Linked DNA regions of Homo sapiens: all the other regions are linked to region 2. Evidence: chromatin contacts called from ENCODE Hi-C or POLR2A ChIA-PET data. All regions are on one chromosome and are shown on one strand. Each heading gives the region's core, a stretch centred on a gene start or an enhancer-like site at or near the end of the contact. The rest is flanking DNA. Distances are from core to core; before and after follow the strand shown.

Region 1 (4,050 bases), core at 1,421-3,920, 1.1 Mb after region 2:
AAAGTAAATTAAGTTCAGAAAATGAGATGGAAATGAGTATTTTCATCACTACTAAATCTCCATAGTATCTAACACATAGTAAACACTCAATACTTACTGAATGGATAAAAGTCATATTACAATACACATACATCTTTCAATAGCTCCCTTCATATTCACCCCTTCCTTTTCATTACTGTTCATAACCAGCTTTTAGTTACAGTTCTTCTCATCAGACACTTAGTTACAATGGACTAATAACCATCTTTGTCCTCTCCAAAATCTCCTTCCTCCTCACCTCAATTTATCTAGAACAGCAAATCAATTTTGAAACATTCCTATTTACAAACCCTAAGTGTTTCCTATTGTATTCTGAATAAATTGCCAAGTCTTTACTCAGGTACCATGTACCTTCTACAATCTGGCCTCAAATTTGGAAACCTAAAATTTCTCCCAATATTCCCAAATATAAATCTTTATGTTCTGGCGAACTAATCCAGATTGGCATAACACACATCACGCTTTCCTACCTCTAGTCTAGACCTTTGCCTTTATCATATTCCAGACCTGGATTTCCCTCCTATACCTTCACCTACTGAAACCTTAGTGGTCATTTTAAGCCTGAACCTTGATTCCAGCTTCTTTCCAATGCCTTCCTGGGTCATTAAACTTGGAGTCCTCCTCTTCTTTGAAATCACGTTTTTTTTTTTCCTGTTTTTTTGTTTTGTTTTGTTTTTGTTTTTTAAAAAGTCTATGCCCATGCTACCTCATGCTGTGAAGATGGTTCAGTATTAATAAACTGGCTCACAGCTCCTTGACCAGATTATAAACTCTTTGAAAACAGGAGCCATGCCAGTCAAACTATTTTTTGTATTTTTTGGACAACAGCGTATGGCATCATGTAGACATTGGATAAGTCAGTGATTCCCGAAATGTTTCCATTCAGGGAGCTCCATTAAAAAAACAAAACAAACAAACAAACAAAAGGCCAAGCCGGTGGCTCATGCCTGTAACCCCAGCACGTTGGAAAGCCAAGGCAGGCTGATGAGCTAAGGTCAGGAGTTCAAGACCAGCCTGGCCAACATGGTGAAACCCCATCTCTATTAAAAATACAAAATTAACTGGGCATGGTGGCAGGTCCCTGTAATACCTGCTACTAGGTAGGCTGAGGCAGCTAGAATCCAGGAGGTGGAGGTTGCAGTGAGCTGAGATCACACCACTGCACACCAGCCTGGGCAGTAAGAATGAAACTCTGTGTCAGGCCAGGCTCGGTGGCTCACGCCTGTAATCCCAGCACTTTGGGAGGCTGAGGCAGGGGGGCAGATCGTAGGGGCAGATCACGAGGTCAGGAGTTCGAGACCAGCCTGGCCAACATAGTGAAACCCTGTCTCTACTAAAAATAAAAAAAATTAGCCAGGTGTGGTGGCACGCGCCTGTAATCCCAGCTATTCGGGAGGCTGAGGCAGGAGAATCGCTTGAACCCAGGAGGCGGAGGTTGCAGTGAGCTGAGACCACGCCATTGCACTCCAGCCTGGGTGACAGAGTGAGTGAGACTCCATCTCAAAAAAAAAAAAAAAAGAAAATGTGTCAAAAAAAGAAAGAAAGAAAGGATTGTAGGAAAAACCACCACCACCAACCTTGTATTTAAGTTTACTACACATACAGAAAAGTGCACACCAAAATGTTCAGCTCAATTACATTTCACAAACTGAACACACTCATGCAGGTAGCTCTCATAACAAAAAACACAACGCAACCAGGACCTCAAAGCCCTCTTAGTGTCGGAACCCGATTTTAATAGATTACACGTACTTTGTAAATTTAGCCTAAGAGAGAGATCACGTATTTGAAGACCTCTCGGATTTTTCCTTCATCAGCCCTCCCCACTTCCCCACGCCTCGTCAACACAAAGAAGCATGCCCGCACCCACCACCGCCCCCTCCTCACCTCAGATTGGGGACCACCGTTGTGTTTTTTATTTTTTTGTAAATGAACGCATGGAAACAAACCAACACCACCTTCAGTGGAAAAGGTATGTTAGTACCAAACTGTCAAAAGGAACTAGTGATCCTTCATCTTAAAAATCTGTACTATGGCCGGGTGTGGTGGCTCACGCCTGTAATCCTAGCACTTTGGGAGGCCAAGGAGGGCGGATCACGAGGTGAGGAGTTCGAGACTGGCCTGGCCAACACAGTGAAACCCCGTCTCTACTAAAAATACAAAAAATCTGCCGGGCGTGGTGGCGGGCGCCTGTAATACCAGCTACTCGGGAGGCTGCGGCAGGATAATCACTTGAACCCGGGAGGTGGAGGTTGCTGTGAGCCGAGATCGCGCCATTGCACTCCAGCCAGGGCGACAGAGTGAAACTCCGTCTCAAAAAAAAAAAAAAGAAAAAAACCCCCAAAACTGTACTATATGGTGTTGCTCTCTACGAGTGCTACTTTAACACAAGTCAACTCTCAGGACTCCTCTCCGAATATTCAACATGGCCGCATGCGCGTCTATAAGCAACATGGCCGCTCTGCCAGTCACCAACATGGCAACCACAGCCTCACTGTGTCCGGAAGCATGAGAGAGCGGGTATGAGGACTATACCGGCCGCTCTGCCAACACCTAACGTGGCTCTTTATAGCTTCCAAGAAAGCGCGACACCGGAAATGACTTTTCTGTCTTGCTCAGCTCCAGGGGTCATTTTCCGGTTAGCCTTCGGGGTGTCCGCGTGAGAATTGGCTATATCCTGGAGCGAGTGCTGGGAGGTGCTAGTCCGCCGCGCCTTATTCGAGAGGTGTCAGGGCTGGGAGACTAGGATGTCGGACACGTGGAGCTCTATCCAGGCCCACAAGAAGCAGCTGGACTCTCTGCGGGAGAGGCTGCAGCGGAGGCGGAAGCAGGACTCGGGGCACTTGGGTGAGGCACTGGGCTGTTGGGGCCGAGGCTCAACCGGGGAGGACGGGCGGGATCCCTAGAGAAAAAGCTCCAGAGTCACTGCCCTTTACCAAACGGCCATTTCTATAAAGCCTCGTACATTGGTACTCCCTCTCCACCTTCAGCAGCAGACGTTCGCCCTTCTGCAAGTAGTTCGCGGTTCCTCCTCACGCTGGGCCTCGGTTCTTCCAGCTCACTTTTACCGGACGGACGCTTGAGCCCCACCCTCGTCCGCCTTGCCCACTCCTCTTCAGACTGCGAGGACGTCGCCTTTGTGAGGCTGCTCAGCCCCCTATCCCGCGAAGCAGCAAGAACCCCTTTTTGTTGCTGCTTTGGCGCTTTGTTCCCTCAGTTATAACGACTGTTTTGTAGTGGTCATTTCTTGGCAGCTGTGGGTACAGTAAGCGAGGAATGAACCTTTATATCCGCAGTGCCCAATTTAGTGGCCCGTACAGAGTGGCACTGGGTGTTTCTGAATGAGTACCCCTACCGGCATTGACTTAGCCATTTACATACCTAGCAGGAATCTGAAAACATTTGTGTTTGGTTTCCAAACTTTTTCTCTTCTCCTGTTGCCCCCGTGTCACGATCATAAAACTTGAAGGAAATTTAAAAGATTAAATTCACTGTTATCCACTCCCTACCCTCAGGACAAACTCTGAATTATTTAAGGCAAACTAGTAACAAAGCTCTGCAAAAATAGTGACTCAGTATCACCTTTGTGGTAGATTGTTCCAATATTTGTCAGTATCTTCAACTGCATCTCTAAATCTTGTCTAGATCATGTTAGGTTCATGTGCTCGTATTCTGGCCCCTAGAAATAGAAGATGCACTGGCAGGATCCTCCCACCTAATTAATTACCTTTCTTGAGTATCTACAGTGTTCATGGGTCTAATTAGACAAAAATAAGGAAGAAATTGCCCCTGTCCTCAAGAAGTTTAAAAAGCATAGGATTCAAGGGGAGACGCTTACAAAAAGTGAGGAATATGATAAGATATATGTACGAAACCAAATGAATGAATCTACAGTCTGTACAATGAAGAGAAGTAACAAGAGCTGGTGTAGGTAGTGAAGCCATCAAAACCATCATAGTGGAATTGGCACTTGAATTTGGCCTTTATGGCTATATAGGACCTAGATAATTA
Region 2 (3,943 bases), core at 1,444-3,943:
CAGGTATTGTTATTTCTGTTTTATAGAAAAGGAAAATGAGACTGTCAGACTGAGTAACTTGTTCCAGATTAGACAACTAGTAAACAGCAGAATCAAGGTTCAAACCTAGGACTGTCTGATTCTAGAGCTTGCACTCTTATCCACTACTCTGGACAAGAATTTTAAACTATATTAATATTCTGATTTAAACTAATTGAAATCAACACTAGTGTTAGCAATTTCCTATTGACAGATCAGTTAAAAATGTTTCAATGATTATAGAATCATAAACCGAATAGAGAAGTAGGCCTTTTCTTGCTGTTTTAAGTAGTTCAGAAAAGCCCTAGTGTAGTATATTGGTGTGACTAGCAGGTCTCAGAAACAAATGCATTCAATAAGTCCATTTGGTGTTTTTCATCTCTTCTTCTCTCCTGTGAGAGTTCCTGGGGAGATCTTAATGATGATAGTTGACATGGATCAAAGGCAGACAAAACATAAGGGAGAAAACACTGGAAGGAGCCTGGCTGATGGAACAGAAACTCCCTGAAGAATCCACACCTGAATGATTAAAAAGCATCAGCCTAGCCTGTAAAGTTTGAAGTTGAATATTCGTGAGGAAGCTACCCTCCTACTTGTTGATGAGGCAGAGAGAAAGGTTCAACTTGTCAGAGAAATTGATGCTTCCTGCCATATTATATTGAAATAAGAACCAGCTTGTTATCCACTCTTTTTTTTTCTTTCTCAGCAACATAGGTTTAGGCTGAACTTATGTTCATATAGCTGCACAAATCTCCACGGGTATGAATATAAATCTATCTATTCAAATAGACTCTAAAGGTTTCTTAGGTTATTTCTCTTCTTTCTAGAACTTAAGTAAGGCTTTGATCACCACTGATAATACATCCGTTAGTTAATGCGTGTAGAGTTTCCAGTCTAAAGGCAAATAAAAAGTGAAAAGGGGCCGGCGCAGTGGCTCACTCCTATAATCCCAGCACTTTGGGAGGCTGAAGCAGGCAGATCACCTGAGGTCAGGAGTTCAAGATCAGCTTGGCCAACATGGCGAAACCCCGTTTCTACTAAAAATACAAAAATTAGCCGGGCGTGGTGGCAGGTGCCTCTAATCCCAGCTACTCGGGAGGCTGAGGCAGGAGAATGGCTTGAACCCAGGAGGTGGAGGTTGCAGTGAGCCGAGATCGCACCATTCACTGCACTCCAGCCTGGGTGACAAGAGCAAAACTTCATCTCAAAAAAAAAAAAAAAAAAAAGTGAAAAGGCAGGAACGCTGTTGTTCACCTGCTGTTTTAGGAATTTTGCTCACGTACAGTTCAAAATATTAAGAAGCTGAAAATAAAGTACCTGGTCATGTGTGGAAAAACTTACAGCTAAAAGGTGAGATGAACTGGGTCTAGAAGGTCGGATTCACGTGAAATTAAAAGGGCAACGAAAGCCAGAACTTAATTTCTTAAAAAAAGTTAAAACAGGCCGGGTGCAGTGGCTCATGCCTGTAATCCCAGCACTTTGGGAGGCCGAGGCTGGCGGATCACAAGGTCAGGAGTTCGGGACCAGCCTGGCTAACAATGGTGAAACTCCGTCTCTACTGAAAATACAAAAATTAGCCGGGCGTGGTGGCGCGTGCCTGTAGTCCCAGCTACTAGGGAGGCGGAGGTTGCAGTGGGCCGAGATCGCGACACTGCACTCCAGCCTGGCCGACAGAGCAAGGCTCCGTCTCAAAAAAAAAAAAAAAAACAGTTAAAACCCTCAAAATAATCCCACTTGTTAAAATACAAAACCTGAAACCATTTCAGTTTCTTCTGCAAAATGAGTTGGAGAGAGTAGGGTTGAACCAGGCATGCTCTTTCGGGCCTTTCGACGCTGACATCCCGGGATATTACACCAGGTTCAAGATACCAGCTTGCGGAAAGAGAGCTGCTAAACTTGACCATATGCTTTTTGCACGACATTCGACAGCTGTCCCTCCCTTCACCAGCTCTTTTAAGGCTGCAAATATATCTGATTCACGTGAGAGTCCCTACAAGTTAGTACAACGTCAGGCCCCAAGGAGGCGCCCAATAAATGTTGGCATTGCAGGGCCAGATCCCGAGTTCCAGTTCAGAACCCTGCTGAGGTCAGGCTTCCTCCCTGCCTCCCGCCCCTCACCACACCCACTCACTCCCCCAAGTAATTAAGTCTAAACTGGGGCCTGTGCAGTGATTGGCCGCGCCGGGTCTCACTGCGGATGAACTTGACTTGTTCCAATGATCTGTGACAGACATCTGCAGACAGCGCCCTTAACAGAATTAGGGTCAGGCTGGTATCAAACCCCAGGAACGCCAGGCATTGCCTCAAAGTAGATGCAAACCGTTAAATCTTCCAGGACTCAGAAGGACCAGAGAGAGCCGGATACCTCTGGTTAGCTACGCGGTCCCCAGTAAAGCTTATTCCCCTCTTCCTCCCAGTGTGTCTTGTTGCCAGAGCAACTGTGGGCGTCACCGAGCTGACGGGCGGAAACAGAACAGAAAGAGTACACGTCCCCAGCTCATTGATAGGGCCATTGCGCAGACGCATTAACTTTTCTGAGTTGTAGTTGAGTCTGTTGATGCAGTCCGCGTCTGCGCATTAGTTGTTACGCGCCCTGGCCGGCCTCAGCGCCTGCGCAAATTGGCACACCGGGGAGGGCGGAGTTAGGTCACGAGGGTGCGCATGCGCAAACAGCACATCCGGTGTGGTCGACGGGTCCTCCAAGAGTTTGGGGCGCGGACCGGAGTACCTTGCGTGCAGTTATGTCGGCGTCGGTAGTGTCTGTCATTTCGCGGTTCTTAGAAGAGTACTTGAGCTCCACTCCGCAGCGTCTGAAGTTGCTGGACGCGTACCTGCTGTATATACTGCTGACCGGGGCGCTGCAGTTCGGTTACTGTCTCCTCGTGGGGACCTTCCCCTTCAACTCTTTTCTCTCGGGCTTCATCTCTTGTGTGGGGAGTTTCATCCTAGCGGGTAATGGTTCTATAAGTGATCATAATAATAATGTGTTACTTTGGTGTGCTGCTTTTGTTTTCATAGTACTCTATATCAGACCACCGCCCCTTGAAGTTATGAGAAGAGCCTGCATTGCCCTTTTGTTGTGAATGGGGAAATTGAGGCTCAGAAAGCTTAGATTATATGCCTAATACCAAACGGCTCCGTAGGAGTTGGACTTAAAAGTCTAAAGAAACCACCTTCGTGCCGCTACTCCACTTGGTGATCCACTTCACTTAATATTGGTCCGGGGAAAACCCTATTCCAACTTTAACTTAGGTTTAACACAACTCTAAAATTAGTAGACTTTTCAAATGAAAAACCCAACCTTGAATCATCTCTGTCATCTTGGCCTAATCATTACCAATCTCCGGTGAAACGTTTCAATGAAAGTGCAAAGAATATAAATACTGGTGCTTTTCTTGTTGAATCATCCTTTACTTGATTTTGCCTTTTAGCTGCTACTACTTTTTTTCTTGTTGAGGAAGCTGTTATTTCACTGTCCTGAACCCAATTTTTGTTCACATAACTCTATTTTAGCCTTATTTTTCCTTTTGATTCCAGGATTTGGTAACCTTGTAGACTGCTATATTTAGCGAGAACAGTCTCCATCAATTTTTGTTAAAATCTGACTTTTCTTGCCCAACGGGGATTCAGTGAATACTGAAAACAGGCGTGGCCTCTATCACTGGTATCACCTGCTACTTTGACTTTGAAAACATGCCAGCATTCATGGTTTCTTTTCAGTGTGATCATCAGTCAGGTCATCAGTTGTATTTTCAGTCCAATATGAGGCATTATGGTAAAAGCTTTGGCACATGTTCTTTATCCGTAAAGAGTTTATGGTCTAGTTGGGGTACAGACAAAATACAGCATTGGAATTGTCTGGAGGCCTGGCACAGTGGCTCATGCCTGTAATCCCAGTACTTTGGGAGGCCGAGGTAGGCAGATC
Region 3 (4,502 bases), core at 1,183-3,682, 1.3 Mb after region 2:
CAGCTCCTCGGGAGGCTGAGTGAGGTAGGAGAATGACCTGAACCCGGCGAGGCGGAGCTTTCAGTGAGAGCCGAGATTGCGCCGCTCCATTCCAGCCTGGGCGACAGAACAATACTCTGTCTCAAAAAAAAAAGAAGAAAAGAAAGAAAAGACAGGGCTGGCATGGTGCCTCCCAGCATTTTGGGAGGCCAAGGAGGGAGGAATGCTTGAGCCCAGGAGTTCAAAACTAGCCTGGGCAACATGGTAAGACGCTGTCTCTACAAAATATAAAAATAAAATTAGCCAATGTGGTGGTGCACACCTGTGGTCTCAGCTACTCCAGAGGCTGAGGTGGGAGGATTGCTTGCGACTGGGTGGTTGAAGCTGTAATCATCCGGGATTATGCCAATGCACTACAGCCTGGGCAACAGAACAAGACCTCATCTCAAAAGAAAGAGAGAGAAAAAAAGGACAGTCTATCTGCTTGTCCTGGAAAAATAAAAATTTCCCCTGATAAATAAAAGTTAATGGTTAATATTTTATTAATTTATTAATAGGTAGTAAACAAGGAAAATATATTGAAGAGTAAGAATTAAACTCTGCCATCAAAAAATCTTACCATCCAGGAAGGGAGAGGAGTGTAAAACTACCCACAGTGCTACGAGATAATTTTAAATAAATTGCAATGTGGCAATTGAGTCGAGGCTTTAAGCACTCGTAGGATATTCTCCCTCTGATTACTTGCTCAAAGTAGATGATTTGGAAAATATAGAAAAGTACAATAAGATTTTAAGGCTGGGCGCGGTGGGTCACGCCTGTAATCCCAGCACTTAGGAAGGCTGAGGCGGGCGGATCACGAGGTCAAGAGATGGAGACCATCCTGGCCAACATGGTGAAACCCCGTCTCTACTAAAAATACAAAAATTAGCTGGGCGTGGTGGCACGCACCTGTAGTTCCAGCTACTCGGGAGGCTGAGGCAGGAGAATCGCTTGAACCTAGGAGGCGGAGGTTGCAGTGAGCCAAGATGGCGCCACTACACTCCAGGCTGGTGACAAAGCGAGACTCCGTTTGAAAAAAAAAAAGTTAAAAAAAAAAATCACATGTAATTTTCCCACCAGGAGAGAACCACTACTAACACTTTAGTGTATACTTTCTCCCATATTTTTCGTCTTTGCTTTTTAAAATAGTTTAAAGTGGTCTGGCGTGGTGGCTCACGCCTATAATCTTATCACTTTGGGAGGCAGAGGCGGGCGGATCACCTGAACAGTCTGGCCAACATGGCGAAACCCCATCTGTACTAAAAATACAAAAATTAGCTGGACATGGTGGCGCGCACCTGTAGTTCCAGCTACTCAGGAGGCTGAGGCAGGAAAATCGCTTGAACCCGGGAGGCGGAGGTTGCAGTGAGCCAAGATCGCGCCACTGCACTCCAGCCTGGGCGACAGTGACTCTGCCTCAAAAAAAAAAAAAAAAAAAAAAAAAAAAGAAAAGAAAAAAGAAACCGCTGGCTTAGTAGAGCTGATGCTACCCCACTGCGTGCGCAGTTCCTATAATGTAACCAGAGAGACTGGCAGGTGACGGGGGTAGGTAGGAGACAAGCCATTTCAAGAGGAGGGAAATTAAGGGACCAGATTTGGAAGGATGGGCCAATTTTGCTGGCACTTAAGATATTAGATGCCCTGGGGCCAGAGGCCAGGATTCTGCACTTCCTTTTTATATTGGAGAGGAATAAGGAAGTCAGTTGGTTTCGATGGAACATGTGTTGTCTGAAGAAGGGTTTAATAGGCCAAGAAGCAGATGTCTACGAGGTAGCTGACATTCGAATCTGGAACTGAGAAAGGGTCTGGGGTTGGAAAAACTGCAGGACTGGTTAGTTTTCTACACACTTTAACAAGGCCTAGTCACTGCTGCTCCCTCCTCATTTTAAGAAAAGTCCTTTCTTTATTCACATTGCACAACGGAGGCTTCATTTCGCGCTTTTTTTTCCCTAGGCCCGGGGCTGGGGCAGGTCTTTTGCGCCCGTCACCTAACTACGCCCCTCAACCCTTTCCCCGCCCCCGCGCAGCCGGAAATCCGAGGTCTGGGCGGATCTTCTACTAGGCACTCTAAGGGGCAGCGATAGGACGCCGCGGCCGCCAATCAGGCCTCCCAGATACCCGGATGTGAGACGGTGCGCGATACAAAGGCGAGTTTCCACCCAGAGGGTCGTCCCGTGCAATAGCCAATAAGCATTCTCCAGGCAATAAATGACAGGAAAACTAACCAGTTATAAACTAGTTTCTCTCACGCATGTGGAAATTCGCCTGCTTAGTCTAACCCACTGCTAATTGTGATTGGATATCATTGTGAGGAGCGGTTGAACTGTCTAATTAGGAGCGGGAGCGAAAAAACGCACAGCCAATAGGAAGATTCTCAGGAATGGGGCGGGGACTAGGCCTTCGCCTCGGCGGCAGAGGAGACTCGGGGGCCATTTTGTGAAGAGACGAAGACTGAGCGGTTGTGGCCGCGTTGCCGACCTCCAGCAGCAGTCGGCTTCTCTACGCAGAACCCGGGAGTAGGAGACTCAGAATCGAATCTCTTCTCCCTCCCCTTCTTGGTAAGTGGAGAGGGCGGACGCAGGGAAGGCGCTGGGTTTTTCGGGAAGCGAGAGGGGGTGTGGGAGAGAAGATGTGGGAATCCTTCCCCCTAACTAACCGGGCCCTCATTTATTCTGCTTGTTTTGGGGGATTAGGTTGAAGCCGGGGGCAGTTTTATAGGCCTCAGCCTCTGTATAGGTTTAACCTGGTGTCCTCTAGGCCACGATCGCCAGGGAAAATGTCCTTTTTTCGCTCTTCCTGTGTTAACGGCTGCTTTCCTTTCATTTTCTACGACCGCGAGGACTACGGGATCATGAAAATGAAGATCGTGATGCTCATTAATATAGTCGAAGTTAACGTAGCGCCGATGCCTTCTATTACCTCCGTTCTTCTTACATGTAAAAAGTGGGGGAGGGGAAGGGGGAAGGTTACCAAGTAGATGTATCGCGAGCCTTTAAATCCTGGATCGTGCCGCGTGGCCTACGAGAAAGGTTTAACAAAAGATTCAGCATTTTACTGATAACTTTTTATTTTATTTCTCTCTATGAGCAAATGATGGAGCTCGAAGTAGTTATTTTCACTTACATTTGTAAAAGGAAATATTGTGATATAACTATATTAATATTTACAGCTGACTTTTCATCTGCAGGTTACAAAACACTTGAAATATATAAGTTAGTGGAACTTTGCTTGAGGTAGGTATTAACTCTCTTTCTCAGACGGAAACTGAGGCAGAAAAGTGTTGGTTGCTAGGGTCATATTAAGTCAGTAGCAGCACTAGTAAGGAATTTGACCACGAGGTCAGTCGAGTGGTTTTTACCTAGTTAATGGAATACCTAGTTAATATAGTTCTAAAACTACTGTATTGCAATCTTTGCCAAGAACCTGATGACGGAAACCACGAGGTAACTGGAAATTCCCAAATTGCGCTTAAGAAAAATACTACGAGACTTGAGAATTTTTTAACGTAACTTCCTAAGTGTAAGATGACAAAATTTGACTTTCGGGATATTCTGGCGTTAATTTTCCCGTCCGCCTAAATGTGGGCAAAAATTCACAGCTACGTTATATTAAGCAAATATTAACAGTGCCTATTATTTGCTGGGTGCTGAAATTTGATAAAAAACTTAAAAGTTAAAAAAAATTGTTTAGATCTTTAGTGTCACATTGACTTATCTGGGACATCGCTTTTTTTAATCCTCACATGAGATTTGGCTAAGTTTATTTTTCACAATCTGTTAATCTCACAAAAACTAAAGCTGTTAAGCACAGTTTAAACCCATTCTGCAGGGTAAGAAATTCATCTGTAAGGCAATCTATTTGATAGGAAGTAAAATAAGGGTCAAAAACATCGCGACCCCTTTCTTAAGGCTTAAACATGTATATTATTACAGGAACTTAAAACTAAAGTTTATCATTGTGCTGAACTGTTAGAAATGAGGTTAGGGTAAAAATGGGAAATCATGAAGTAAAAATGTTGGCAAGGAGAAATGTCAGAAATTAGTATTTAAGAACTGTTAATAGTAGTTGAAATTGATTGACGGGCACTTTTCTTTGAGGTTTTCGAAAATGGGTTCCTTCCGGTCAGTATGTATATCAGCGCACCAAAAATTCTTTGAGTTAATATCCGAAACTGTTTGCCACGGTATTTATATCACAATTCTAGGTGTGTTCTCAACTAGATAGGCGTTTAGTAACATTTTCATATTGGCTAGGGGGAAAAGTTGAAGAAGGATGGCCAGGTTGCAGGTTTTCTGACCTTTTTTTTCCCCCTCATGCTAGTGCCACTCTCGGGAATACTTGGTGGTTGATGTTCCTTCTGTAGAGAATTTAAACAGCTTACGTTTGTAATTAAATCTCTAGAGGATTTGACATGGCATTCGACCTTGTTTTGGATGGAATGGCTGTGCGAAACAAGCAAAGAATAAACTCCAAAATAGCTAGTT

Evidence for each region. Hi-C counts contacts between places; a loop is a spot of excess contacts on that map. ChIA-PET counts read pairs that join two places held with the same protein, here RNA polymerase II (POLR2A). Pooled maps may share reads with other maps.
Region 1: a loop to region 2 is called in a map of CD8-positive, alpha-beta T cell, with 15 times the contacts of the local background. The contact joins the promoter of METTL3 here to the promoter of DAD1 in region 2. A Hi-C loop is called at or near these places in 2 of 168 maps with a recorded cell type or tissue (CD4-positive, alpha-beta memory T cell and CD8-positive, alpha-beta T cell) and 11 of 50 pooled maps. POLR2A ChIA-PET finds 5 or more read pairs at or near these places in 2 of 52 experiments (CD4-positive, alpha-beta T cell and activated naive CD8-positive, alpha-beta T cell).
Region 3: a map of CD8-positive, alpha-beta T cell shows a loop between it and region 2 (5-fold over the local background). The contact joins the promoter of HNRNPC here to the promoter of DAD1 in region 2. A Hi-C loop is called at or near these places in 1 of 168 maps with a recorded cell type or tissue (CD8-positive, alpha-beta T cell) and 11 of 50 pooled maps.

Annotation. Positions count from the first base shown.
Region 1 is chr14:21,509,960-21,514,009 of GRCh38, reverse strand. METTL3 (methyltransferase 3, N6-adenosine-methyltransferase complex catalytic subunit) reads left to right here and starts at 2,670. Exons shown (of 11, transcript NM_019852.5): 1 at 2,670-2,886. The coding sequence starts at 2,787. RefSeq lists an enhancer at 2,388-2,627.
Region 2 is chr14:22,587,974-22,591,916 of GRCh38, reverse strand. It overlaps DAD1 (defender against cell death 1), which reads left to right and starts at 2,693. Exons shown (of 3, transcript NM_001344.4): 1 at 2,693-2,970. The coding sequence starts at 2,760. RefSeq lists enhancers at 2,413-3,054, 3,055-3,696.
Region 3 is chr14:21,267,372-21,271,873 of GRCh38, reverse strand. HNRNPC (heterogeneous nuclear ribonucleoprotein C) reads left to right here and starts at 2,432. Exons shown (of 9, transcript NM_004500.4): 1 at 2,432-2,576. RefSeq lists enhancers at 1,703-2,328, 2,432-2,691, 2,329-2,953, 4,453-4,502 and a silencer at 2,262-2,341.